3 separate regions of the Homo sapiens genome follow, and all the other regions are linked to region 1. Evidence: chromatin loops called from intact Hi-C (ENCODE). Cell type or tissue: endothelial cell of umbilical vein. All regions are shown on one strand.

What was found. Peaks named below come from ENCODE experiments on the same cell type or tissue, not always from the same donor. Only the 100,000 strongest peaks of a DNase experiment are listed, where the experiment ranks them.
Region 2: it touches region 1 in a loop (7-fold over the local background); 5 of 110 quality-filtered maps call a loop at or near these places.
Region 3: it touches region 1 in a loop (12-fold over the local background); 8 of 110 quality-filtered maps call a loop at or near these places.

Annotation. Positions count from the first base shown.
Region 1 is chr3:173,581,036-173,589,035 of GRCh38, reverse strand. The region is part of intron 1 of NLGN1 (neuroligin 1); the gene reads right to left. Among named protein-coding and RNA genes, the nearest start is that of NLGN1, 190 kb to the right of the region's middle. In endothelial cell of umbilical vein, a CTCF peak has its summit at 4,703; DNase peaks (open chromatin) are centred at 3,595, 3,685, 3,815, 4,715 and 1 weaker place; H3K4me3 peaks cover 1,463 bases; H3K27ac peaks cover 1,101 bases.
Region 2 is chr3:173,728,860-173,736,859 of GRCh38, reverse strand. All of the region lies in intron 3 of NLGN1 (neuroligin 1), which reads right to left. It overlaps LOC105374225 (a long non-coding RNA gene), which reads left to right and starts at 936. Exons shown (of 2, transcript XR_924728.4): 1 at 936-1,015; 2 at 5,211-5,484. In endothelial cell of umbilical vein, a CTCF peak has its summit at 3,640 (motif pointing left); a DNase peak (open chromatin) is centred at 3,639; H3K27ac peaks cover 411 bases.
Region 3 is chr3:173,997,978-174,005,977 of GRCh38, reverse strand. The region is part of intron 4 of NLGN1 (neuroligin 1); the gene reads right to left. Among named protein-coding and RNA genes, the nearest start is that of NLGN1-AS1, 81 kb to the right of the region's middle. In endothelial cell of umbilical vein, a CTCF peak has its summit at 3,190 (motif pointing right); no DNase peak of the experiment used is centred here.

The DNA.
Region 1 (8,000 bases):
TAGTAGTAACTTAACTTGCATTTGTTCCAAAATGAATTTCATGCTCAACTTGTTTTTCTTAATTAAACTTCCTTTAGCGGTCCCTAATATGTGTATTATTAAAACTCATTAGTCCCATCCACAATTGCCTGTCATTTTTTTGACTACACATTCATATATTGAAGTGCTGTGTTGCTATATATAGGAAGAAAATTAAATAATAAATATGGGGACTTGAACGTTTTATGAGTGTCAGGATGACAGACTGCCTGCAAGGCCCATAAGGTTTCACACAAAAGAGGCATTACTGCTAAAGCTAACATGCTGACACATCTCTGATCTATAAAGTCTGCAGTAATGGCAGCAGTGAAGCGCTTTGCCATTGACTAGAATTTCTCTCACATGCAACGGAAATAGGCACAGAAGAGATTATACTGACTGTTATAAAAAGAATTCATATAAAAATCCCCCAAAAGTTTAATGTCTAATAATTTCAAACTCCTGGAATGATTCACTAGTTTTCCCTGACTTCACTTAAGCTTCGAGTTGACAGTCATTCTCTATCACACAGGTTAGCTACCAAATGGCTGTGGGGATTTTTGTTTGTTTGATTTTACTTTGTTTGGGGGATGACTCTTGAAGGCAGAGATTATTCAGATCATTTTATACCAACATAGTAATATTTGACATTATCAACATTATTTCATTAATAACAGAACAAAAGTGACCAGCAAATGGGTTACTATTAAGGAATCATTTTTCTTAGAAATCATTTTCTTAGAAACAGAATGTTGCTATCCCACAGGATTATATGGTTAGCTACCTCATGATGTTTTAAATTATCTCTTAAAAAGCAATAAAAACATTAGACTCATCATGAGTGTTCACAAATTTGATATTTTTCAATGCTTGGCAAATTCAATATGTCAAAAACTTGAATTTTAAATTAATTGAAAGTTGGTTTTTGTTCTTTTTTATTTCTCAATAAAGCAAAAGAGATGGAAGATTTGCACTTGGAAGTGTCATGTGTTAAATTTCAACAAGTCATTTAAAAATAATTGCCCTTATCACTTTGCTTCTAATTAAGAGTGTGTTGCTAACTTCTTTTTAATGTAAAATAACATTTAATGTAGTTAATCATCTCAAAATCATAGAAAGAATCTATAGCAAATGTGTTAGCTTTTCCTGAATGTTAGGCCAGTTGCAACACATAAAAGGTTTTTGAGGGACAGGTGCAGCTGTCAAGCAAAACTCCAGTGAATGCAACATCAGTTTTTACATAGTGATAAGCTTAGAGGAATCCAATGTTATTTCTTGTCACTTATATCAGAAACTGTGCTTGCAGATTTCCAGGGCTAATTGACAGCTTCCATCTCTTTACCCCAAACTACCACATTTTGTGTTACTCTGATAGAAAATTCACAACTCATCAAGGCTACCATGTTCTTTTTAATAATTAGGACCAAAAACATGTATTGGGTAAGATGGAGCTAAATGGAATTAATTTTCTAAGTGAATTCCTCAGGTTTTTCAATAATTCCTAGAACAATCCACTCTATTAGGGAGAGCATTTATCTAACTGGGTACCTTGCTCTTCGTTTACTGGCCGCAACTTTTTAAAAAATTTTGGTGTGTAGTTTTGTATATACTTATTTCCATTGTTATTGGCTTTCCAAAGTGGATTTACTACCTACAAAGTTTACTGAAAGTTTTGTGTATGTACTGCTTGTAGAAACAAAGGATACAGCCCCTCCAAGTAGATTATAACAAAGAGAAGGTCACTTTCTCCCTTTTCATTTTAACTGACAAAAGAGAATATAATAGGGGAGTAGAAAGTATTGTTTATTCTGACAGAAATGTATTTTCCAGGCACTACAAAGGCACATTCAGTTAAGTCTTCCATTTTAACACTATGGCACATGCAATGACTACTGATTTAATGGTTTTGGAATATGCAAATCAATTTTAAAAGGACCTTCTTTTTCATGTTTCAAATTATCTATCTATTTTTATATCAACAGCCATATTCTCTATTAGCTTAAAAAGAGAAATTCCAACCCACCTACCACTCACCTTCATTACTTATTTGCTATTACCACTTAATGATATTTGCTAGCTGTCTTTTTAAAATCCGTTTAAACTTTGAAAATATTTTAAATACTATTAGACAGTGTGGCTAGGATCAGTGGCTAGACTGTGCCAATACACAGAACATCCATTCTTCTACTCTCAGTCTGCACGTGAACCACGTGACTTATAGCAGAGTAAAAAGAGACTAACCTAGCTTCTCAGATATCGCCTTAAAACTAACAATTGGGTTATAGCAGAGTAAAAAGAGACTAACCTAGCTTCTCAGATATCGCCTTAAAACTAACAATTGGGTTTGTAGAAACTATTTATTGTTATTTCTATAATCTCTAAATAAGCCTACACAACGTCTACTGAAATAAGAAATATCTACCTTTTCCACTTTAGAATTCCTGGGAGACAAAAGTTTTATATTTTGCTATTTCATCTTTAGAAAACAAATCTCACATGCATGCTTCAAAATTAGATTTCAGAAACACACATACACACACAAATCCAGGAAGAAAGTTTGGTTAGACTAATCTTTTAATAGTCAGAACGTCGCATGTATCTGGAATTCCTGAAAAAAAGTACTAGAGAATGAGTGTGCTTCAGATGACATTGAAGAGTTGCCTTTTGATGAGTTCACACACACAGACTTCAGTGGTAAAACCACAAAGGTATCTGCATACAGTCATAATCTGTAAACCAGAAATCCCTGAAAAAAGGTAACACTTTTATTCTAAAGATTAGAACATACAAAATGTATGTTTTATCTTTTATCTATCTCCATTTTATTCCAAAGCATTTGAATGTCTACAAGTTTAAAATTTAACGAATTGGCTTTAAAAAAAAAAGCCAACTAAAATTGTGATGTTGAAGTCTCAGATTCGTTAACCTACTGAACACATTTATATACATCCCTCAAATAAATCAGTTCTTTGTATGCAATTGTTCTGAAGCTACGTGGACTCCAAAATTACTTCAGAATAATATGCTTTTCTGGGTTCCAAAGCAACTTTTAGTTGCCTGAGTCAATTCATATTCACTGATTTGAGTGATTAATTATAGCTGCTGAAATTGATTTCCTTCTGCAAATAAAGATGAGTTTTTCTTGGGAGCTACAAAATTCTTAAAAAAAGAAAAAAATTCCTGAATTCAGCTGCAAGAAAATGTCTGGGAACGCGCGCGCACCGCTCAGTTGGAAAGAAAAGCCAGTAAGTGGCGAGGCAGGCAGGGCAGGGATGCATCAGAAATGCAGCCGTCTGCCTGGCGCACTCGCTAGCCTGGGCCCTCGGCAAAAAGCCTGCAACGTCTTCCTGGGCTGCTCCAACTCGAAGAAAGTTACCTCGGACTTGTATTATGGAAAGTCGTGCAAGTGAATTACAAGACAACATGTGTGGCCAGCCACCCACTTCTACTGTCTCTATCCGGTGCAGTGACCCTGTAACCCTTTAGTGTCCGGTTGAGAGAAGCGGGAAGCGGGAAGGGGTAGGAAGAGAGGGGTGGGGGAGGAGACAACATGAAAACAGCCAATTCCCCCTGCAAAATATCCCCCTAGAAGCCACGACAGCCGCAGAAACGGCGGCCGAAGCACCAGCGATTTCTACTTGGGCTTTTCCGCTCTACATGCAGGTTTTCCAAGGCACCGCTGCCTCCTCTCCTTAAAGTATTGCTAGGAGAAAGCACTGGATCTGGGAAGCGTCTCCCAACTGAGAGATTTTCAATGCAAAGTTGAGAGCTTGGAGAGCTGCTTGGCTCCCCCACCGACGCCACAAAAACAAGGTTTTTTAGCTCGATCTAGGTAGCTCCCTAGCGATCCCCCCGGGGATGCGCGAGGTGGTTTTATATTCCCCTTTCTCTCTCCATTTCACAGGCACCGCGTCCGCATCACCTTCCGCGCAGTGGCACAAAACCCTGGCAGCCCCCTCCCAATAAAAGAGCCACAAACTTACCCTCAGCAAGATAAATCCACAGAGGGAGCCCCCTCATCTTTCCCCGGTCCCTTTGCAATGATTCAAGGAGACGGTCTCTACAACACTTCGCCGTCAAATTCAAGCTGAAATGGTCCAAGTATTTACCAGTTTCTAGACGCTTTTTTGAAATCTCGAGCACCCGGTAATTCTTGTTCCAGGATTCAAGACGCTTCCTTTTCTCTTTTTTTGCTTTAAGCATCCGCAACCCCAGTTTTGCACCCCCCCCTCCTTTTTTATTCACCCACGGACACTTCTAAAACGTGTCGATTGATCCTTTTTTCTCTCCAGATGCAACCACGATCCAGAATCCTGGGGACCCAAAGCCACCTCCATGTAAATCCGACCATCAGGCAAGAAATACAAATGATCAAACAACGTTACTTCTTTCGGCTGCAATCAGATAATCCTACTAATCCAATAGATTTATCTCGATTGGAAATTGACCTCAAAAATGAATTCCCGGTGCTGATGTCCAGAAGAACAATTTCATAACCCTGTTCGGGTGACTGAAAAAAAACTCTGGTTTCTTTCTTTCTTTCTTTTTTAAAAAATCTTTTTTGGATTCTGGGTGCACTCCTCGCAAAAAAAAAAAAAAAAAAAAAAAAAAAAAAAAATGCCGAGGACCCTGGTTTTACCCTAATATAGGTTTCTACTCCAAATCGGTGCAGGATGAAAAATGGTACAAAGATACCCCTAGTGGCTCCAGGCGATATTGCAGGGATCTCACTTTTTTTTCCCATCCCCTCTCCTCACCTTTTTTTTTTTTTTTCTTTCTGCCCCTTTAGATAACTGGCTACTGCAGTAGTTAAAGAAGGCTGAACTGCAATTAACATGAATAGTATATGACTACTTGAATACAGCATCTGATGTTTCTTTGTTTTACGTTTAAAGACTGAATCTTCTGTGTTTCTGTCTCCTCTGGATTCTATTTTTTTTTTTTTGTCTACAAAAATTTCCCCAATGGCAGTTAGTAGCTAAAATGCCAATTTGAGGCAATTCGGTGATTTCAAAGCAATTGTATTTGTTTCTTTAATAACTATCGACCTAAAAGAAGCCTCACTCTTCCTGAGATATGCTGCTTTTAGAAAAACATTTAAAATTTTATTTCCTTTAAAGGAATATGATTGTGTGTGTGTGTATTCTTAGATAATCTCTTACTCATTTGGGACTTTTAGTGTTCATTCAGCAAAGCAAGTGATAGCTCCTGTAAGCCTGTGGTCACAGAACAAGACCTAAGAGTCATTACATAGGCCTCAATGTTGCTTACCTGAATGCTTTTAAATTCAATGACCTCAAGATTACCCCTAGCATTTCCGACAGGCTCCAGAGAAAGAGTCAATGCAAGGAATTTCAGGACTTTGTTTTCCCAAGCGCTCTAATCACACTTTGAGGGCTTGAAACACAAATTGGGCCTAGTAAACTAGAGAAGTTGAATTCTCTTTCATTGTGAGGGGTTCTGTAGCTGCAAGCAGTCCAAGACACTCTTTTTTAACTGACTAAATAATTAAGCCTTTTTAGTGTACAAGGTGTTAAGGAGTCAAAAGACCTTTCTTCTACCACTGGTGTTGCTATTAATTGGCTATGTGACTTTGGGCCATCACTTTTTGGCCCACGGCTAATTTATCTATTAACACTAAGGGGTAAACCCATATAAATCAATAAATATACATGTTCCTGGATGGGAGAATCAATATGGTAAATTAATCTATAGAAGTAATGTAATTATTAATAAAATCTACTACAATTTTTTTGTGGAAGCCTAAAAGTTAATTCTAAAATGTGTTTGCAAGGGCAAAGGGTAAGAAATTATCAATATAATCTGAATAATCTGAAGAAAAAGGTTCAGGAAGTTCCAATATGAACTATTAAGGCTTAACATAAAATAACAGTAACTGAGGCAATGCAGATGTGGTTCAGGGCTAGAAACTAGTCCAATGGAACAGAATAGAAAGTCCAGAAAAATATTCATGGATTTGTGGAAACCTGATAAATAACTGGTGACATCAGAAAGCACTGAGGGAAGATGACATATTCAGACACTGAATTAGCCATATGAAATAATGATAATACAAGATTGCAACTTCACATGTATGTATGTTAAGGTGGGTTAAAGACCTAAAGATGCTGAGCAAAATTTTACAACATTTAGAGGGAAATAGCTTTATGATTTTGGGTAGATGAGAACAGAAAGGTTTACTAAACAACATAAAAAAGCCAAAGTCCATAAAGAAATAATATTAAATTTGATATATTAAAATAAAGCAATTATATAAATCAAAATGTACACTCATAAAAGATATTTGCAATGCATATAATCAAAGAAGGATTACTATCCAAAGTACATAAAGGGGCTTATAAAAGATAAAAAATATAATAGGAAAGAATGGGTTAAGGAAATGAATAGTTGATTGACAGAAAAAGATTCTCAATGTCCAATAAGCATCTGAAAAAGGTCCTCAATCCCCCTAGTTATTAGAGAAATGCAATTCAAAATAATGAGATTTTTGTTTCCCAGTCATGAAATTGGCAGAAATTTACAAGTCCAGCAAAACTTAATATTGATGAAAATGTGAAGAAATTACAGAGAGTATATGATAGTACAAGTTCAGAGAGCAGTTTAGCAATAGTTGAACATTTTTATGTCCTATAATCCAGTTTTTCCACTCCTAGAACTATTCATTCCACAACTATTTGAAAGAGAAAAAAACAGTAGGAGAGAGAAATAATCTAAACACCTTCAGATAAATAGCTGGACAAAATATTTATAGAATATTCATATACTGCAATAGTAGAAACGGTAACAAGAAAAATGAATGTTACCTCAGCTCCTTGAGTTGATATAAATGAATCTCAAAAAATATAATATGCAGCAACAACAACAAAGGATGTTGCGGAAAGATGCTTATAGGATGATGATATTTGTATATAAAATTCAAAAACAGGTAAAATAATTACATCTATTATATTTGATCACATACCTATATACAGCAAAATATATCAACATGTATGATAATGACAAACATGATATTCAGGGTAGAGGTTACTGTGGGGAGGGTGCCAAGTAAATGAAATTGGAAAGGCATCACCAGAAGCTTCAACTGTATCTACTGTGCTCTATTTCTCAGCCTGAATCTTGAGTACATGGGTGTTTACAATATTACTATATAAATTGTTTATATGCTTTAAATATTTTATTAAAATTAAAGATTTAGACTACATTATTCCTGTGAATCTTTACCATATTATAAAATTTTCTAATTAAGTCTGAAAAAATGAAATATCAATATTTCATAATGTGCTTTTTATATGGAGATTTTTTTAAAAAACTGTACTACTAAATATTTCTAAGAAGTGTAAATGGAATGGTGCTTATTTACTTCTATAATTGATATTAGAAATTCTAGCTAGGAAGCAAAAATTACCACCTAAATGGGAAAATATGGTTGAAATTGAAAAAAATATATATGTAATCCTCAACTAGCTCTTTCTTGTATTTTCCTTTGATCTCACAAATAGTAACAGGGCCTCTGAAATTGTGAAACAGTCAATCAACTGATTGATCATGTTCAGTCTGACCAGTTAACTAAAAACTACCAAAGCCAGAGTAGCCATAAGCTGAAATTACAACATGAAAGAAAACTCACCCAGAGTATTTAAAATATGTATGTGAATTCAAATAAGAAGACTTTGTTGATATGAAATATGGGGACTGGAAATCTCATTTCACAATCACTAGGCATTATATTTCATAATCCATGCAAAAGAGATACCAAATATTAGAAAAGGCATTTTTTATAACTCAATTGAGCAGTTAATACTATTCAATGCACCCTGGACTCAGGAAAAATGCTTGAGTTAATTGTCAAACAATCAATTTTCAACTATTCTGAATAGATTTCCTGGAAATAACCAAAACAGATTTGTGATAAGGAAATAGTGATATGCCAATTTAATTTCCTTTGATAATAGAAAGATAAG
Region 2 (8,000 bases), 150 kb before region 1:
TTAATTTATCAATAATGATCAATTTTGGCCAACATTAGTGGGTAGGTATATGAAAAATATAAATATATATTTCTACTTTGAAGTCATAATCATATTGTAAGTGAATTGGGTTTAGATTTTAAGGTTATTTTACACTTTAATGGTTTACTAGCACCTTTAATATTTTGTAGGTACTTGAATTTCCAAGACAAAATTATTTTTTTTTTATCTGCAATGGCTCTTTTCTCATACTGCAACCCTCTCCAAGCCTCCCTTCTAAAAAGATGGAGGACTTCATCAGAAGTCACAAAGGAACAATTTTTGTTCAGAAATAAAAAACAAGTCAGAAGGCTGAATCTCATCTTACAACTATGTTCTGGTCCCCTTCTATGTTTATATTTCCCCTCCATTTTTTTTGATATTGGTTCTGCATAGCCATCTGTAAAGCATATTCCCCTGGACTTCATGCTTCCCAGAACATTACACACAAACTGTGCATATGTTTTTCCTAAACTTAGTGATCACATTTGTAGGACTGGTGGAAGGAGAGTGGGGGACGGGAAAAATTTCCTCCTTTCTTACGCACAGAAATCAATCAGCAATTTCACTTCTGTGAGTAAGAAGTGGAGAAAGGAAGAAAGGAGAAAGAAAAGAAGGTAGGTAGAAAGCATTCTCACTTCTATATACTGTATTAAGTAGCCAACATAAAGCTAGAAACGAATCAAGCTGAATTCATTTTTACTCTATTCTCACAATGCTGTTATCTTGTCTCTAACCTAGGGCATCCACTTCCTTCAGTCTGTGCCTACCTCCCAAACATGAAGTCTTCCAACTTTTCTGTGCTTCCATCTGCTTGGTGTCTGCCTGAGAAAGAGGTTTCTAAGAGCTACTCCAAAAACCAAAATCACCCTCAAGGAAAGCATGAAGATACAAAGATAAAATATATATTTTTATAACATGTTTGAATGACTCACAACACAAAAAAGCATTTCAAAATGCCACCTGTAATTGGAAAAATAATATTTATATGCAAAAGGTATTTTAAAAAAATTATGTGAATGTCACCAGTCCCTTGTGCAATATGAGTCAACTTTGGCCCTAAGAGTGACAAGTCTAACCAAATTGTCAATCTTTAATGTTATTTCAAGACCCTAGGCAGAAAATTATTACACAGCCTCCTGTGAAAAAGGAATAACAAAAATAGCAAAAGCAAATTTCATCCCCAAAGGGACTCTGCTCCTCTCCAAACTTATCTCTATGCAGATTTGAGACAGAAGAGTTGGCCTGGTATGCAAGAAATCAGCCAGCTGACAACAGCTTTCTATGTTGCAGAAGAATGAGAAGTTAAATGTATTTCATGAACCAGTAAGAAATTTTAGTCTTATAAACTTGTAAGAAGGGTCTTTTTCCTAATCCTTTGAGTTTGATTTGCAGCAGTCTGAAATGTGAGAAAGAATTGCTTCATTAGTATTTTACATTGCTCTTCTCTTCTCTATAAATTCAAGTGGCCAAAGATGTACTGGGAAAAAATAAAAGTGTTTCAGTAGTTCCATGTGCAAGGGAGAAAAGGAATGAAAATAAACTCCCACGTATTAAAACAACAAAATATTCACTTTTTGGACTAAATATTGCTAGAACTTTGCATTTTGGTTGTTACTTTTTAAAACAGTAGTTGGAATTTGAGTGAATCATCTTACTTTTTGTATCTTATGCCCATACATAGTTACAGGAACCTGGAAACTGGAATATTACTATGGACATGCAAATTAATAGAGCTCATAAGGGCAACTGAAGTTCATTCCCTTCTTCAGAGTCCTAGTGGACCCTTATTTGCATAGCTGGATTTATAACTGACAAATACTGCATTAAGTTTAATTCTTAAAGGAAAAAGAAAAACCTTTGCAGAGAAGAATGTTGTGCCACATTAGTCATAAAGATGGAGACCTGTACATAATCTAAGAAAAGATCCATTATTCCATGCTCTTTATTCTGCCGTTGCTAATACCAATTGTCCTGATCACTTTGAGTCAGAGTTCAGAAAAAAGCAATTGCAATAATTTGTTGAAGATATTAACTTTGTCAGGGAAAATTCCTACTGAGGAAAAATAGAAGAAAAAGAGTTTCTTAAGGGGAAAAATGTGATTTATTCAGATTGCTTGTTACTAGTGAATTAATAAGGCCAGGTGCAGTGACTCATGCCCATAATCCTAGCACTTTGGAAGGCAGAAGCAGGAGGATTTGCTTGAGGCCAGGAGTTCAAGACTAGCCTAGACAACATAGTGAAACCTCATCTCTACAAAAAATAAAAAATAAAAAATTAGGTGGCTGTGGTGGCACACTCCTGTAGTCCCAGCCACTTGAGAGACTGAGGCAGGAGAACGACTTGAGCCCAGGGGTTTGAGGCTACAATGAGCTATGATTGAGCCACTGCACTTCAGCCTGGGCCACAGGGTGAAACCCTGTTTCTAAAAAAAAAAAAAAAAAAAAAAAAAAAAAAAATAGAATTATCCACAGAATCTAATTATCTGATATAATTCTCAATAGACTGAAAACACAACATGCATGTCACTTTAGGAATATACAGTGTTTATTATCTTGAACTAAAATGTCAGAAATGTGATCAGCCAAATAAATTAGGCTCTAAGGCCTTAACATGATCATAATTCTAAAGCCATCAATATTATAAAACCAAATGTTATTAACAAAACCAATAAAGGAATTTCCTAAAATGAAAAAATGTAATTATAAGATGCTTTCTGATTATTTCTGCAGGAATAGCAGACATCCAGGACTTTCATTAGCTTTAGTATTTAATAATTAAAATATAACCGCAAAGTCTACTTGATGTGCTCACAGAAAGAAGTAACACTAGATAACCGGTAATATTATATCTTTTGTCATTTGATATGTCAAATGACATAAAACCTAGTCATTTAGGTTTTATGCTCATTCACTAGATTTAGTACATCTAAACTGAAAATGCACTATCCATCAAACAATGTTTTTATTTTCTTGTTGAATTTGGTGGTATGGACAATGCTTTTTTGCAGGAATTTTTACACAAACAGTGTTCCTCCCCCGTGACAAATGTCAAAGGCCATAATTTTATTACCTTTGGGACCATATGCATTTTTGAAGACTGAATAAATTAGTCACTATTAAGAGAGCTGCATTCTAATACACAGCAAAAATGGTTTATATACAGAAGAGTGAACTTGAAAAGTGGTGTCATAAACATGCACCAAGATTTCAAGGTGAAGTTAGGAACCTCCTTGAATCTTACCCAGGAGAAAAAGTGGTACACTTGCAGGCAATATGCCTGAAGCTCTCCTGGAACAGTATCTTCCACTTTCACCACCCAGGCCCTCTGTTGTGGAGAAAAGAGTGTATCCTTCCTCCCTGACAGTACAGCTGCTGAAAGCTACTGCAGAAAAGGGAACAATGATTAGAGAAAAGGGAAAGGGAAAGAGAGAAGGAATGAAAAGGCATTAAGCTTATCAATTCCAGTGATAATTCAGAAGCTCTAAATGAGATTTTCCTTCTAAAATGTAATTACCCCTATAAAATAGAAAATAAGAACAACCATTCCTGAAAGTTTTGCAAGATTTTCAAAAAAATATCTATTCTAAATGCATTTATAACTCAAGCACCACCTGCTGGTTCAAATTGGATCTTCCCACTCACTCAACAACTCCAATCAGCCAAGAAGACAATTCAAGTTTTCATAGGAATGAAGCAAGAAGACTACTGATTTTTAAAACCAGATTTAAGTTGTTTTGCTAAAATGTATAACCAGCTTTATATTTCCATCTCGTATTTAAACCAAAAACATTAAAAATGTACTGTTATAAAAATTGAAAGATAATTTTTGATATAAAAGGTATAATCTGTACATACCATATTTGTATATATTTCTGTGGTTCATCACCAATACTCTCATTAACTACTGTTACAAACATTATCTTGCTAATGTTTATTTTTATTATCATAATAATTTTATAATACATGAAACTTTCAAATATCTTAATAAAAATAAACTGATATGTTTTACCACACAGACTAAATAAACATCTACTAATAAAAGTCACTATCAAATGAAGAGGCTTGTAGAAATGACTCACTGTAATTTAGCTAGTTACCTTTTCCAGTTCTTCAACAATGAAAATTTAATTCTTTGAGAATGTGTCTTAGAATTAGGTCACTGAATCAATTTTGCATTTGTTTAAAAAACCGTCACTTTTTGCCTCTTTCACAGAAAAACTAACCTAAACTAAAATAAAAATAACTATTTTCACTGTAACTACTGAAATATACAGCTGGTTATCTCATGAATGAAACTGCAACTACCCACCCCGAACCCAGCCGCAAAGTGTCCCTGTTACATAAATGTTTCTAATGTATTAAAAGCAGCTATGTGCAGCACTTACAGACACGGCCTCAAAGCCTAACTAGTAGCAGCATCTTAGGGCTACATTAACTGTGTATCCTAGGCAACCAAGTCATGGCTAAAGCATCACAGTGTTTGTTTAAAACGTGATGTGGAAAGCAATCAGAGGAGCTTCAATTCCAGGGAAATTCCTTTTCAATGTAAGCCTCACACTGTATCAGAGTGGTGCTGTTTGCACCATTATAATTAAGAATGTGTCACCATATTCATTATTTTCAAGGTTTTGTAACTCAGCTGTAAAAAATTAGTCATAGTAATTAAAAGATGGAAAACATCTAGTTATGCTAAGATGTCCTACTGGGGCATTTAAGGTCCTAGTGAAGGGGGTTTAAGCAATTTAAATGAGAGATAATATTTTATCTTAACTACCTTAAAATACTATCCTAACCACTGGTATATTAGAGGTATGTTTGAAAATAATTGTAAACAACAATTTAGTTTGTACTTTTCTTAATAAAAATATACATCATCTATTTTAACACCATAATGATTATGATTTTATTCCTCAGTGAGTTTATCTTTTCATTACTCTGTTAGCAAAGAGCAGTATTGTTCTTTACAAAAAATGTCTTTTTAATTTTTTGACCACTTCCTGAACTCAGTCATAATACAAGAACCTAAATCCATCTCATTTTGCACATCTCCTTTATATATTTATATTTCTATGTAAATTATAGGTACAGAATATTGTTCTAGGTGAATTATTTTTTAAACAGAATTTGTATTTTTCTTTTTTTGGTTTCCTTATGCAATAATGAAAAATGTTTCTCATGCTGTTTTTCAGATTGAAGAAGGAACCTGAATTTTTTAAAACAAAAGGAAGCAGTAATTGTGGTAGAGAAGAAAGGATAACTAACCTTTACTGAGAGCCTGCTGTAATAGCTACACAATACTATTTATCACATATTTATTTCATCTCATCCTCTCAATAGTTCTGCAGAAAAGGTAGTATTTCCCATTTCATAATGAGGAAACTCACAATATTAGTGGGACCTGGATCCAAAGTCCTAATATTTTATACGATTTGTGCATTTCCAAAATAAAAACTTGAAATTGAATACAGTCCATCTTATATTTAAATGATTTTACAAAATATTAGAAACAAAATTATAAAGTAACTCCATCTTTCTTTCCATTCTTCAGATTTTATTGCTATGTTTCATGGTCATGTTTAATTAACAAATGTATACAACTTATCAGAACTCAAGAATAAAATGAAACTAAGGGTTTCAAAAACCTATTTCCTTTAAAAATCTGGTAATAACACAACTTACATTATGCATAAAATAGTACTAAATTTTTCCCTAGAAAAAGAGAAATTGTCATCTAAGACTCTATGTGAATGATATCGGAATGAAAACAGTCACAGATTATACGGTAAAATTATTCTGCAGAGCCGCTCCAAGAGACAGAATAGCCCCTTGGTGATGGCCAAGGGATTTCTCAAGGCACATATCATGGCCTCTTTGAAGCCTTGCCCAGATTGATACGTTTGCTTTCTCTTTAAAATTCTGAAGTTAGAAAATATTATTTCCTCAATTATTTTCAAAGAGAATATATCAGAGATTTTATTATCTTCTACAGGTGCTCAAATCTGATGTTCCGTAAGTAAGCTTTAAACATTTTGTTCTATTTAAAAGAAAGACCTTTTAATAAATAACTATATTTTGTTTTTATATTGGAATAGTTGAGAAAACAATTTGCCTATTTCCTCATTTTTTTATTTGCAGCGTGTGAGGAAAAAAAGATATGAATTACTTAATACTCTCATTTCATATGGAAAAGACAAGGCAAACAATCAAGGCATTAGATAAGTGCTGTCCAGTACAGTGACCACTAGCTACTTGAAGCAGCTATTGAGCAACCTGAAATGTGGTTAGTCTGAAATGAGTGTAAAATACCACTGAAATTTCAATGCTTAGAATGAAAAAGGTGTAAAAATCTCATTTTCACAATGATCGCTTGTTGAAATGATAATATTTTGGAAATAAAATATGGCCATTTACCTATTTTACCTATTTCTTTTCTTTTAGTGTGGCTACTAAAAAATTTTAAAATTACATATGTGGTGCAAATTTGTAGCTTTCATTCTATTTTTGCGGGGGGGGGGGAGCGGTGGGGCAGTAGTGTGTTAGACCTCAAAACATGAGGCATGAAAGTTTAGATCTGAAATCACTGATATTATCTACAAGATATTTCCTACTACAATTTTGTTTTACTCTTTCTCTTGTATCCTGGTATTTCCAATATAATTGATAAATTTATATATAATCATGTATATTGATATATAATAATATATAAGCATATATGCACTGAACTCCTTCCAATGTTATATTTTCAATATCTAAAATAATACCTGGTCAATAGTAGGCACTCAATAAATAGTTTTTTTTTCTGTATTTCGAATTAATGCATTTTTCTAGCACCAAACACAAGTCAGAGATAGAGGGCAAAAAGAGGAAATTCTGCCTCACTGACCTATTCAGAAACTTTAAGTCCCATAGGTGAAATATCTGAAACAAATAGATATGCAAATGTAAAATGGAATTTTTGAAGCATTTGACAGAATATGGAAATTGGTAATCAGTAAAAATTTTCTATGATTGGATTACAGAACCACCAATGTATGGGTCCCACCACATACACATTTATATTGTGAGTGACCTGGACATTTGACAATGCATTCACCTTTAATATATACAACTATAACAATAAAGCTATTTTTAAGCTTTTATCAATGCTGTCAATATTTCTCCGTAAAAATTAAACTTAGCAATGTTATTCTTTTACAAGCAGCAGAAATTCCACGTTGCAGATTTGCATTCCATCAAAGGCATTATAATAAATTAAGAAGAATCATTAGAAAAGCTTACAATTTTGCATATTGCTTCACCAAGACTTCAAATCTGTGTAAGTGTGTGTATTTTAAACCATCCACGCAACTTATGTCCCTGGGTAAAATAATTTTAGAGATTACAAAAATCTTTAGATACCAAAGCCTAAAGAATTAGGATAGATGGAAACAAAATGAAGTTATTGTAATGCCCAAAGACTCAGAGGCTCACAGAAGACCAAGGAGTCTAAACATAGGAACAAGAAGTATTATCTGGGTTAGGAATCCTTGATCCATTGATGAATCTGAACTCAACAAAAAGTGTTTTGTTTTGTTTTTCGAGAATTTTAAAGCTGAAAATACATTTTCTGGGAATTGCTCAGCAGTGGATGGAATGACTGAGAGATAACTTGCTTGGTGGCTCTTAAGTCCAACTGATATTTTAAGAATCCTGGTTTCAAAAATTACTACCAGTATGACCTGGGTTTATAAAACCCCTCAAAGTCTTAGTGTTTTCATTTTAAAAGTATATGACAATCATCTCAGCAAAATAAGATTCCATCAGGTAATCTGAATAAAGTATTCAGTACAATGTCTAGCACATACTGATGGTTCAATGTTTATTATTTGCTGTAGTTCAGATATGTTATTAATTTCCTAGGGCTACAGGAACAAATTACCACAAACTCGGTGGCTTAAAATGAGAGAAATTTATCCTCTCACAGTTCTGGATGCTTGAAG
Region 3 (8,000 bases), 420 kb before region 1:
TACAGTACATAAACAAGGTCTTAAATATAGTAGAAAATGTAAGAATAAAGATAACTTTGTTAACTATTTGATCATTTAATTTTTACAAATCTAATGAGGTAGATATAATCCCCATCATACAGACGGGAAAAACAGGACACAGATAGACGACATATTTTATCTACTGTTACATAGCTAGTAAATAAAAGAGACCCCAGGCACCTCACTCAGGAATACATATATTAAGTGCTCTTCTTTTATTTCTCTATATAAATTTAGTTTTGTGGTAAAAAAAAAAAAAGTTCAATTAAGGTGGCAAGAAAAACCTTAGCAACTGCATGCATGAACACAGTATTGTGTCTGCTCGTAAGGGGTTGTGGGATTGTGTAAACTGAGATCAGCACAGATGCAGCAGAGGGCTTATGCTGAGTACTCATCACAAGAAATAGGACAGGAACAAGTTGACAGAGTAAGTATAGTTTATGTATTTGAACTTAACAATAGCAGGGATTTCCTACATGACAGAGTCATATATATTACATTTCATTGGTACATTCATTTAATGAATATTTATTGAACACCTACTACATGCCAGGCACTTACATTAGAATCTAGAGATACAATGGGAAGCAATACACACGAGGTCCCAGAAATTATGGATTTTCCAATTAGTAACACTTAAAGGGATCATCAGCAACTTTATAAGGAATGGAACTAAACATTTGATATTAGAGGTCATAGATTATAATAAAACTACCTTCATAATTAATGGGACATACAATTCAAGGAAAATCATTACACCTCTGATATCCCAGTTTGTTCATCAATGAAACAGAGATCAAATTATAAGACTATTATATCCTTGGATAAAAGGTACATTGAAGAGGCAAAGTCACATTAATAAATGAAGATAGCATATAATACTATTTAATAAGAAGAAATCTTCATTTTATTTTCATTAGGGAAATATTAATTACTGGATTTGACCCAGACGGACTTGTTATCTTAAATATATCAAATAATCTTTAGAGGCTTTTATCATTTCCTGCAGAAGTAATAAAGATATAACTTGTAAAATCAGAAGTTAATTAAATAAAATCTATTTTATAGTAAAATGATGTTATGATTGAGATTTAACACGAACGTAATTTAAGACATTGTTATGACTCTCCCAGTAACTGTACCTGGCCACCCTTCATCCTCTCTCTCTATATAACATTTTACTCTGTTTAAACAATAGATGCTAATCTGATGCTTTTACATTTTGATAATTTCTATTCCATTTTAAAGTTTAAGAAGAAATATTGTTTTTCCAATTGCTTACCAAATTATCATCTTTGCATTCAGAAAATAACCAACTAAAAAGAAGCCAACATAGATCCACAGAGATTCTTCTTCCACATTTATCTAATTTCGTTAAATAGAATTACTATATTAGTAAATGAGAGTCCAAGAATGTTTTTGTTTTAGCAGAGCACAACCTTGGGTTTGACCATTTGGGTCAGTTACTTAAGGATAAAAAAAGATATATAAAATTTGAAGATACTACACAACATGGAATGATAGCTGTTGCAAGAAGTGACCGAATCAAGATTCAAAATTATCTTGACAAATACTAACAAGCTACTATAAATCTACACAACGGATAACTTGACAAACAGGCTTTTACTTTCAAAATATCAATTGTGTAAGCCTAGTTTTGTAGAGAATCCTATTAGCAAGAATTCATGGGAAATTATCTGATAGTTTGTATTAATAATATAATTTTTAAATGATTCTAACTAATGTTAATAAAGATGTAGTAATAACAAAGCTAACAGGAATCTTTGGGCTACACAAATTGAAGTTCAGATTCCAGATCACTGGAAGTGATCACTGCTTGTGGATCTGATGCTCGATTCAATTCAGAGAACCATATTTTAAGTGACACTGAAAAACAAAACCCAATCCACAGACATGGAAAAAGAAATTGCAGAACTGCATGTGGATTATTTTAACTCACTTATAAAGTTTATTCCAGCATTAAGATTCTGTGATTTCATGCAAAATAGATACCACTATAGAGTACGCTTTCATCAAACAAATCTGATTAAATGCGTTACATATCACATATAATCTTTGATTATAGACTACAGTACTTCTGAAATCTGAGTTTTGCATTGAAAATTATTATTATTTCGATACATTCAATTGCAAAAAAATACCAGTCCTTATCATATTAACCCAGGGGAAGGCATCTAATCATTTAGGATTTGCAGATAAAATAGATAAAGGTCCTTTCCTCAAGAGTCTAATTTTCCATCTTTCTTTAAAATAAAAACAAATCCTATTTGTACACCGAAATATACAGAGAGAGATATGTTAGAGTTTTTAAAAATTCTTTCTTATTCTTGTAGAAAAATATATCTATTGAATTAAAATCTTTTAAACTTGTTTTCAGGCTAAGCAGGATTTAGAATATGAAATAAAGAGTTTCCACAGATCATTTGGTTTGAATGTATATCTTGACTCCATAATTTACAAAAGTGCTTCTAAATTTTAATGTGTGTACAATACACCTACGTATTTTAGCGGGCCTCATATTATGTATTTCCGGCAATCTCCCAGGTGATACTAATGCTACTGGTCCATGGACCACTCATTAACTGACAAGGATTTAATAACTTTGCTTCAGTGAAGCTATCAATTAAATTCAAATAATGCCTGCCAAATATATCAGGTAAAGTGAAATAAGTTATTTTCATAAAAAGAAAATAACCTTTGCAATAGTCACTTTCTTGCAAGTCCATAGCCCCTCTGATATTATTCTTCTGAATAATGTCACTATTATTCCTTTTAAACACTATTATTCCTTCTTTTTTTCCAGCTCCTCCACCTCAAAGTGTGAGATTCTCTCTGAACAAAGATAAGCTTGTTTCTAGTTAACTCATTGCCACCCAGCCTCACTCATCCTCAACTTTCTGCTATCTTCCTTTGGTATGATTCTCAACTCTTTTCTGCATGCCTTTGAAGTCATCTATATACTTCTCTAATTTCTCTCTGCTAAAGCATTGACAATTGATGGATAAATGGACTACTCACGACTTTATCCTGACCTAGCTTAAAATCTTCACTTACAAGTATAAAAGAATTTCTACTTGCAATGAATAGCTTGCAGCTGCCTGACCCTAACAAAGTCACAAATAAGAGAAATTGGAGCAGCACCAGTCTGTTTTACTACTACCTCCACTTTTCCCTCCATTTTTTTTTCCCCCAGGGGGTGCTATAGAATGACTTCTTTGCCAGGCAAAAAAATTTCACTAGAAATTCACTGTGGTTTTTAACATTTGTCAGTTTCCAAGAGATACAAACTAAAGGTCAATTTCATACATTGTTCTACCTATTAGCTATTTCATGAGGGGCAGCAGTTCTCAACTTGTGGTACCACTAGAATCATCTGAGAAGTATTAAAGAAAAAAAAGACTGATTCCCGGAAGTGTTAAAAAATATGGATTACAGTAATTACTGATTACAAGTCATTAAGTAAAAATGATTCACTTAACATTTTAAGTGTTAAAAAATACTGATTTTAATCCGAGCATGGTGGCTCACACCTATAATCCCGGCAGTTTGGGAGGCCGAGGAGGGTGGATCACTTGAGTTCAGGAGTTTGAGACCAGCCTGGCCAACATGGTGAAACCCTATCTCTACTAAAAATACAAAAATCAGCCGGGCATGGTGGTGGGCAACTGTAATCCCAACTACTCAGGCGGCTGAGGCAGGAGAATCACTTGAACCGAGGAGGCGGAGGCTGCACTGAGCTGAGATCGTGCCACTGCACTCCAGCCTGGGCAACAGAGCAAGACTCCATCTCAAAATTAAAAAAATACTGATTTCAACCTCCTTCCCCATAAGAGTCTCATGCCTTTGAGTAGGGCCCTAATCTTGTTTTTTTTTTTTTTTTTAAATCTGTCTAGGTGATTCTGTTACCTTAACTTTTCCTACTTTCATCCATGACTCCCATATTTCTATGGCATCTTTTTATCCATGTCATAGCATTTCTTTCTACATCAGAGTTTCCGAAGTGCAGCTCTATGGTCATTTGGGACTGGAAAATTATTTGTTTGGAGGTTATTCTGTACATTATAAGATGTTTTTACATGAACCATCTCCAGAAATTGGCAAATGTCCCCTAACAAGCAAAATTACATTGAGGACCACTGCTGTACATCATCATCATCATCCCATTTCCTTGTCACCACCACCATCATCATATTAACCAATGCTTTCCATATGCCAGATACTCAGCTAACTGTTGTACATGGATTATCTGTTTTATTTAATCCTCAAAATATAGTAATGAGGTACATATTACTCTATTGATGAGGAAACAAGGTCAGAGATGCATGGGTGCAGAATATAAACCAATATATGTCTGCTTTTGACTCAGGGGACTATCCTCTTAACCCCTACAATACATTTTACTTTGTAGACTTTTAGTTACTGATCTTTTCTCAAGACTGCAAGCATTCTGGAAGTTTATCACATAATGACTTAACTTCAATTCCTGACACAGAGTAGGTGCTGAATTAATATTGACCAAATTAAATGGATCTAAAGGTGAGTTTATGTTTCTTATCCAAAACTTACTTCTATTCCCAATTTTCTGATTTTTTTTTTTCAAAGAAAAAAATCTGTTTCTAACTCTAGTACTGAGTTGTCATTTAATCTCCCTCTCGCTGACCCTCTCAGTGTTTAGTCTGTCTTGCAAGCCCAACACTTTTCTGGTCACCTCAGACCTTTGAAATTAAACCAGAAAATTTTAGCTTTGCAATTCAAAAACCCATTTCAATTTTGCTCTCATCTGTTCTTCCCTTTCTCTCCATGAAAAATATTTTAGAATGTTTTTTCAAAAGTCTTTTGCTGATGCATTCTCTGTACAATTAAATCTTTCATTTGCACCCAACATGCAAAGTAGAATTGAATTGTCTGTGGAGGTGGGTGGGGAACAGGCAGTGTGCACTCAGCTGGAGTACCACACCATAGACAATACACATGGAGTCCTTGACTGGGCTCCCGGGATAACCTGGGATTCAGAGAAAGTCAGGAGAAGACCAGTGTCCACCCATCTGCCCACTCAGCAGAATTTAATTCTGGCCCACTGCTAATCTGACACATGTCTGGATATGGACATGTTGTCACAATGAAGAAGTCAAGTCTTACCTTTTCTCTCTTCATTTCATGTATGTATTTAAATCTATCCATTACTTAAGTTCAACTAACCTCATGAATTCATCTTTACCATCCTCCAGCAAAGGATGGTAAAGCCTTCTTGCCCTCATTGTGTGACTTTCACATTTGATGCTTTATACATTTCACATTACACAAGATGCAAAGATAATTTCTTAATTAAAATACTAAAATTTTATTAACTAACCTTGATTTACTCAACTTCCTGGATTAACTATGGCTCTCTGTTACCTTTTTAAAACCTACTGACTGCTTTTCAATACCTACAGAATCCAAAAGAAGGTAGGATTCGCTCTGATTCATCAACTCACCTTGCCTCCATACCTGGAGTTGTCTGCTTGCGAAAACTATTCCTGACATTGTTTATGCCAGTTGAATTTGTTACATATATAAATTAATTATTTCTTATAAAGATGAAAACGAATGTGAATAGAGCATTTGCTATGAAAACTAAGTTAAATGTTACGGAAAAATTCAAGTTGCTGTAAATTGGATGTGAAGGTGCAAAAATTATAAATAGAAATTCCTGATGAGAAATTTTCTTTAAGGTTTTACACTAAAAAAATGGAACCTGGAAATCTGTAGTCAGGGTATTATAGATGAGAAACAAGGAGAGGAACCATCATCAGTGGACCAAGTCACAAACGAAAATACTCAGTCTTGCATCAAAGATTGGTACAATAATATGTACTTGCCTGTTTCAAAATAATAAAATGTTTAAGGTATCCACCACGTAACTCCTTATTATGATTCTTTGCTTTGATGGGCTTTGCAAGATCTAGTTATACCAGAAAAAAAAAAACCTGTTTGTTATTTCTTCAAATTAATGACTCTAGAAATTCAGGCAGTTACTACATTGTTTAACGCAAATTTTTACTCTTCTTTTGAAAATGCTGTTGTACTTTGAAATGTTTTGCCCAGTTTACTTATTAGTAACATGTTTTCACTCTTCAAGGGTGGATTCAGGTCTTTAGAATCTTTCAATTGAAAGGTCAATTGAAGCTACTTTTGTGAATAAAATAATGGTCACACTGGGTAATACCAGCTTTGGGCAAAATGTGGTATAACTAGAAAGGAAACTGATGCCTTTGTCTTACAAATTGTTCCTGCAGGCAAATGAAGAAGTAGCTTCCCAAAATGTTATTAGGACTTTGTTAAAAATGAAGTGGTGGTTGGAGAATAAAGGTCAGTATTTTTTTCCAAACATATTCTATGAAACTTCCATTATTTGTATCATCTAAGTCTCAGCAATTTTCCCATTATTACAAGATGTACGGTTGAAATTATATTTCTGGTTTTTTACAACATATATTTAGAGGTATCAAAGGTAAAATCATTTCCTAGAACTCCTCTAATGTTATTTATGACCAAGTACTTCAAATGAAATTCAGTCCTAGAATTTTTAAAGCCTTGCTGAGTAGAAGTTGGAAAAAAAAAATATCATCTCAAAGCTTTCTTGAAAACTCCTTGAAATCATTTTGGGGCAAATTGTTCTTGTGTTCTGGGAAAACCACCAAGAAGACCTTCTATTATGAGAATATAAGCAGTCATCTTCTTTGAAAATGGATGAGACTTTTATTCAATTGTAGCTCTAAGGAGCTCATCTGTTCTGTCAAGTAACAAAGAGGTTATTTTATGGAGCATCTAGAGTTTCACTGTCCTTCTAGAGATACTAACTCCTGTAGAGAAAAGTTTCTAAGTTGGAGAAAGCATGCTCTATGCCTGAAGATTATTGCTGATCCTTATAGAAGTAAGTGTGTTTCCTTTGTTGGTGTGTGCGACTACGGCTAAGAGTTTAGACACTGAAGATGAGCAGGTGAAGGAATTATTTGAAAAGGATGTTTATTAGACTATAATGGGTAATAACACTTTCAGACCCAAGTGATGGCATTCAGCATGAAGTTGGAGGGTGCATGTAAGTGAATAATGTGCAGAGCTCCGAATCACACCAATATTTCAGGGGTTGATAGCTTTGAGATAACTGGAATCAGCATGACCACTGGTATCCTGAAAGGAGCAGTCATAGAACAGGGAGTGACTCCCTCATGAGAATAAAACAGTGCAAGTAGACTTATGAGAATAAAGTCTCATACATTTTATTGCCTCCTGAGAAGAAAGCAGTGTAAGTAGACTTAATTCTTAACACATGGCAATGTTTTGAAGACTGAAACAACTGAATTCTAGGCAATTAAATTCCTAGTGGGCAAGGAAGAGATGAAAGTATCATAATTTGGGCTTTAATAAAAGTGATGTTTTTTATTTGATACACATAATCAAGTGAATCCTGACATTGAAGGTACATTTTATTGTTTCTTCTTAATTTATTTGAGCCACATGCTGAAGGGAAGTCAGAACATTACGAATTACCTCCTCTACTTAAACACTCAAAGAAAATGGAAGTTTCCTCCTAAAGTTGTAACAGTGTGTTGTAAGCTTGGATAAATTCCATGTGAATGGAAAAGCTTCCCTTGAAGTAGGATGTTCTGATTCCCAAAGTAATATGGCAATGGGGAACCTGGCCAACGAAACAGCAATGGATGAGGTGAACAGAATGACTGCTTTGAAAGCAGGTTGTCTAGGATGGAAAGGCTGCCTGTGACCCTCACTAACAGGTAACACACGAAGAGCTATGTATCCTTGTTGGGCTTTACTTTTCTCCTTCATAAAACAGTAAGAACAAGAGGGCCTGCCAGGAGGTTTTGCAGACTGTGAAGGTTAGCCATAGCCATCTCCTTGGCTAATCTCAAGTATGGCTCAGTCCATACAGAAACTCGTATTGATGTTGCCCAGTG